Regions from separate parts of the Homo sapiens genome. Here region 1 is linked to region 2. The links are chromatin contacts, found by Hi-C in ENCODE. All regions are on one chromosome and are shown on one strand. Each heading gives the region's core, a stretch centred on a gene start or an enhancer-like site at or near the end of the contact. The rest is flanking DNA. Distances are from core to core; before and after follow the strand shown. Region 1 holds the start of CPB1 (carboxypeptidase B1). Region 2 overlaps AGTR1 (angiotensin II receptor type 1).

Evidence for each region. A loop is a pair of places that touch in the nucleus more often than their neighbours do. Pooled maps may share reads with other maps.
Region 1: a map of pancreas shows a loop between it and region 2 (5-fold over the local background). The contact joins the promoter of CPB1 here to the enhancer-like site in region 2. A Hi-C loop is called at or near these places in 3 of 168 maps with a recorded cell type or tissue (Caco-2 and pancreas) and 1 of 50 pooled maps.

The regions. Positions count from the first base shown.
Region 1 is chr3:148,826,421-148,829,238 of GRCh38, reverse strand. It overlaps CPB1 (carboxypeptidase B1), which reads right to left and starts at 1,428. Exons shown (of 11, transcript NM_001871.3): 1 at 1,345-1,428; 2 at 1,162-1,237. The coding sequence starts at 1,415.
Region 2 is chr3:148,738,137-148,741,145 of GRCh38, reverse strand. It overlaps AGTR1 (angiotensin II receptor type 1), which reads right to left. Exons shown (of 3, transcript NM_000685.5): 3 at 1-157. The coding sequence starts at 110. Among named protein-coding and RNA genes, the nearest start is that of AGTR1, 42 kb to the right of the region's middle. Within about 2 kb of position 1,250, at least 3 of the 41 ENCODE cell types and tissues checked have a DNase peak (open chromatin) inside an H3K27ac peak, as active enhancers do; they include pancreas, where a contact is called at or near this core.

The DNA.
Region 1 (2,818 bases), core at 179-2,678, 88 kb before region 2:
AGATCTGAGCAGAATGATCAAGAGTCTGTATACCAGTGCTAAGAAAAATTACGGAAAGCTTGAAAAAGATAAATCTTAGAGGTAACATGATATTTGACTCAGCTAAGCCCAACAGGTCAAAGTTAGAGAAGGAAGCTTTCAGCTCAGAATAAGGAAGAAAACAGTTGGAATGATTTGTAAGGCAAGTGGGCTATTCCAAAAAGTAGTATACAAACTATTCCTGGAAGTACTCAAACAGGTTTTACCAGGAGTAGTAACTGGGGATGCTGTTTCCCAGAAGGAAATTCCAGATTTGAGTGGATTGCTGGAATAGATGAGTTTATATTTCTTTCAATTCTGAACTTCTGAGCCTGTGATTATGACACTCTCCACCTTCTTCTTCCTTCCTCTATGCCTTAAAAGCTACAAAATGACTATATATGTTTATGTATGTATATGTGTGTGTGTGTGTATAAGCTAGCAGATTATTTTAGTTTATATATTTATGAAGAAACGGCATTGGCCCAAGTGGAACTACTGTATTTGTGGTCAGCAATAGCTTCCTGCCACATTGTATACGCAGTTTAAAATGTCAGTTCTCACCTCATATATAGTGGATTAAAAAATTAGCACAGAGATGTCAGTTTTTTGAAAGCAAAAGAAAAGTATGAAAATCACTCATGGCTTTTTACCCTCTTTTTCCCCCTCACGTCATATCATTAAGGGGACCTGAATCAAGGTCATGAAAACCCAAGCTGTTTGATTTGGAATGAAAGAAAATCAAAGAGGACAGATGATACATGGGATGTGGAAATGAATTTGAAGTTGGACAAAAGCCCAGTTTTTCAGTAATATCCAAGTTGATCATTTTTCTCTTTTGCCTTAGAAGGAAAGTGACTGTACATTAGATGTTCTGTGACCTTCGTGACAGTTGCAACTCATCCAGTTGTCACACTGTCAGCTCTTTTAAAAGTTACCATGGATTTATAATACTACAGGGCTTATGGCAATCTAATTTAGGCAGAAAAAGAAGACATTATGGCACTAAATGTTTTCCAAGTTTTTATTTCTTGCTACCAAAATGCTATAGTTAATATTTCATGTTTTTTTTTCCATTGTCGGAATCACAGTGCGATCTAAGATTTTAAATTAGATGTGAAGTAAATCAAAATTGTTACTTACCTGGGTCGTGCTGGCCAACTCGCGGATTATGTTAATGTGATTTTCATCTTCAACGTTAACACGGAACACCTTCTCGCTGAATAATGAGATAATAGAAGCACAGAGAATTGGAAATGAGTAATGTGTCCAAATTTGGGGGCTAGCAAGGAAGAAGGACTTGCTCCTTAAAGATGGCTTACTTACCCTTCAAAGTGCTCACCACCATGATGAGCAGATGCCAGGGCCACAGTCACCAGAACCAAGAGTGCCAACATTGTGTCTGACCAGGTCTAGTGGGTAGGTCTCATCTGCTTTTATAATCCTGAGTGTTCTTTGCTTTCTTCTCCTGATTGCAAACAGGAACTATCATATCTTGATTAATAGTTTTCCTGGCATTGTTGCCTTGGTAGCTGTGTAAAGTCTGAGAGGGTATCTCTCTCAACACCTGTGGAAATAGAGTAAATACTCTCAAATTCAACTTATTTAATTTGGATCAGAACTTGAATAGTCTGAGAGTAAATTAGATTTAAATAAAATCTATTTTGTATTTTTTTCTGTTTTGAATTGAGAATTACATACAATAAGTTCTACAGATTTTAGTGTAAAGTTTGATGAGTTTTGACAAATGTGTAAACCCATGTAATAAACATCCCAAACAAGATATAGCACATTTTCATCACCCTAACAAGTTCCCTTGAGCACTTTTCCAGTCTACTTCTGTACTCCTCTCAGGCAAATGTTACTCTGATTTCTGGCTTTATACATTAATTTTGCCTGTATTAAACTTAATGTAAATGAGATTATACAATATATATTCCTTTGTTTCTGGCTTCTTTCATTCAAGATAATGTTTTTGAGATTTATCAGTATTTTTGTTTGTATTACCATTATTACTATTGATATTATTTTTGAGACAGAGTCTCGCTCTGTCACTCAGGTGGGAGTACAGTGGCGTGTGATCTCAGCTCACTGCAACCTCTACCTCCTGGGTTCAAGTGATTCTTGTGCCTCAGACTCCTGAGTAGCTGGGATTACTGAAATGCACCATCATGCTTGGCTAATTTTTGTATTTTTAGTAGAGGTGCAGTTTCGCTGTGTTGGCCAGGCTGGCCTTGAACTCCTGGCATCAAGCGATCTGCCTGCCTTGGCCTCCCAGAGTGCTGGGATTACAGGCATGAGCCACTGTGCTCGGCTTTGTTGGTATTATTGGTTTATTCCTTTTTATTAATAAGTGATATTCCATTGTATGGATATGTCATAATTTGTTTAGCTATTTACTGTTGATATATATTTATATTGTTTCCAATTTTGTGTTATTGTTAATAAGGCTGCAATAAATATTTTTGTACAAGTTCTTTTCTTGGCATATGTTTTCATTTAAGGGGGTGGACATGTGAGTGGAATTGTTAAGTAATAGTGTAAATCTAGGTTTAACACAATAAGATTCTGCTAAACAATTTTTCCATAGTGGTTTGTACCATTTTAAGCTTCCATCAGTATCTAGTGGCTTTATGTTCTCTCCAACACCTTGTTATTTTTAGTATTTAATTTTGGTGTTTCTAATGAGTATAAAGTGGTATCTAATTCTAATTTTAACTTGTATTTCCCTGATGATTAGTAGTGGTGAACATCTTTTCATGTGTTTATTGATCATTTGTAAATCTTCTTTTGTGAAGCA
Region 2 (3,009 bases), core at 1-2,500:
ATACTGTATAAAGTAGGAATCATGACAAATATGTAATTATGCCTTCCAGCTTTGGGACAATCATCTTGGATTCTTTTAATACCATCTTCAGTAGAAGAGTTGAGAATCATTTTGATCACCTGGGTCGAATTTGTTGCAAACACTATATCAAATACACCTGGGGAAAATAAAAATAAAATGGTAAAGAAAAAATTCTTATTGTAAACAAACAAACTAACAAACATTCATTTCTCAGTCATAAACGTAGTAACTCAACTTTAGTCTTAGGAAAAAATACTGGATCATATTTCTTAAGGAAACACTGTGAACTGATAAAGCCTAAGAAAGCACACTTAAATTTTAGAACATAATTGCTTTTGTAGAAAATGGTATCATCCAGAGAAGTGAAATTGGGATTCTATGTGAATAAACCTATCTAGGTCCTTTTCCTTTTTTTCTATAAGTAAATCTTGGTTTCCAAATTGATTAAAAACATAACCTAAATCTTAGAAAATACTACTGAATTAAATTAGTTTTTCAGAAAGACTTGAAAGTTTTTCCTGAGGTAAGCAGGACCAATTCATTTATCATTAACCTCAGAAGTGTGACACATTCATATTCTTTAAACCATTTCTTTCCTCTCACAATCTTTACTTAGGTATAAAGATTATAAGTATTCTCCCTTAAGTGGTCAGGATAGCTGCCTTTAGGTGACTGACAAATTGGTCACTGTGGCAATTGATTTAAGAGGCGTAGGAGGTAGGGCTCGACTTTGAGGAATAGGATTTTTTCCATGGTTTTCCAGGCCTCTGCAGTCAGTAACTACTTACTCTTTAACTTCCAATTCAGTCTAGCAAAAGTGCATGAATCTTCTAACCTTCATACCTGCCAGCCATTTCTGAAGTTAACTCTGTGGTTAACCATTTGTGTAACAAAGATGTCAAATGAATAGGTTTGGCTAGGATTATCAAGAAAGCATGTCTTTACTGAGGGCTTGAGAAAGCAGCAGGTTTTTTAGAATTCTGGGGAGAATCAGATGCTCAAGAATGGGCTGCACAAAGCCATGCAAATATTTGCTCTGATTTTCTACATAATCAACAGTCAAGCTATTCATTTATGTGATTTAGAAAATCAACACATTCTGCCCTGGATAACAGTCCATCAGGAAGTCCCAGGAAGGAGGCTGAAGGTTCAGTGAGAGTGACATCACCGAATGTGGTACAGCCACACTCTGAGGTGAAGGTCAGCATTGGGCACAGGCCAGGACAGCTAGGTGGGCAGTGGTGCTGGGCACACAGATCCTATTGCTCTACCAGGAGCAGGTCCCCAGATGAACATGGCTGAGCATTCTCTTGCAATGGCATGCCCTGGGGAAAAAGAGGAGCAGAAATAAGACACCACTGCCATGCCAAGCATGGTTGTGCTTGGCATTCAGGAGAGCTGAACACATGTTCTTAGAGTAGTGTTCACTTTGGTGCAAAGGGATGCTGTGCAAGGGATACAACTCCAGTAGTCAGCTTTTAAGACATAACACATGTGAAGGAGTTCTTAAGTGGTCTCTTTGCCTTCCCTGAGTAAGTAAAGTTGTTCTCCCTATGTAAGTTTTTGGTTGCATGTCCTCATTATTGTTCCTTTTTGCATCCAGCTTATATAATGTACATCCTTTTCTTCTTTGACTCACCAGGACATTAGTATCCACAAACAGGTGTTATCTACCCTAAATGTCACATCTTTGGTGAAGCCTTCCCAACTTTTTTGAGCACTTTGACATTTTGGATGTAGGTTTGACACTTTTTTTTTTTTTTTCTGAGACAGAGTGTCACTGTATTGCCCAGGCTGGAGTGCAGTGGTGCGATCTTGGCTCACTGCGATCTCTACCTCCCAGGTTCAAGTGATTCTCATGCCTCAGCTTCCCTAGTAGCTGGGACTACCAGTGTGTACCATCATGCCCAGCTAATTTTTTTATTTTTAGTAGAGACGGGGTTTTGCCATGTTGGCCAGGCTGCTCTTGAACTCCTGACTTCGGGTGATCCACCCGCCTTGGCCTCCCAAAATGTTGGAATTACAGGCGTGAGCCACCGCACCCGGCCTTGAAACTTTATTGTAATCATCTGTTGACATATCTGTCTTCTCCACTGGTCTGTCAGTTGCTTGTGGGGAGAGCCTGTTTAAAGTTTACTAGTGTTTACTTGTTTCCTTGTTTTCTGGTGTAGGCCCTGGTATGTTCCAGGAGGCAGATGATAAATGTCTCATGAATGAGTGACTGAATGGACAAATGAATGGGTGAGCAGCATAGAACTTACAGCCATGAATATAGTGTATCGAGACTAATTTCTGTGAAATCACATGTTGCTCCTTGCAGAGTTTCACAGAGAATACTCAGTGTCAACTTGGGCCTCACCTTGGACAAAAAAACAGAAACAAAAACAAAACGAAATAAACAGGTAGAAAATTCCTTGGTGCTTTTAGAAACTTGTGGTTTAGAAAACAGAAGATGAAAAGAAGAAATAATGTAACAGAAACTAGGGCTAGGCTTTTAGGGAGGTATGACTAGTTCTTCCTCACCCAGAGGATTTCCCTATACCTTGTAGATTTTCCAGTTCATCTTACTATTTTTTCTGAACTTATGCCAACTTAGAAGTATAAATTCATTTATATAGACACATATTCTTTATTAAAAATTAATTAGTCATTAAAGGGTTAGGGCTAGCAGTCATTTGTGGCTTAATGTGGATTAATTTACCTATTTACTATCCTTTTAACCATCTAGTAGAGATCAGCTGGATTTTGCTTAGAAAAAGAATTAATAATGTAAAGGTTAAGGAACCTCGAAGGTTGAAAAGGGCCTGAGTGAACTCCATAACTGAAAATGAGGGCAGAGGTAAATATTTGGTTCAGCTTGGGAATAAGGGCAGTAAAAAATAGAAGGGAGTACACTTTACGCTCTAGAATCCCTTGGGTGCCCTGAGCTATGAGAACAGGGAGGAAATTTTCTTCTCCTTCTCTCTCCTCTTGACTCGACTTTGACAG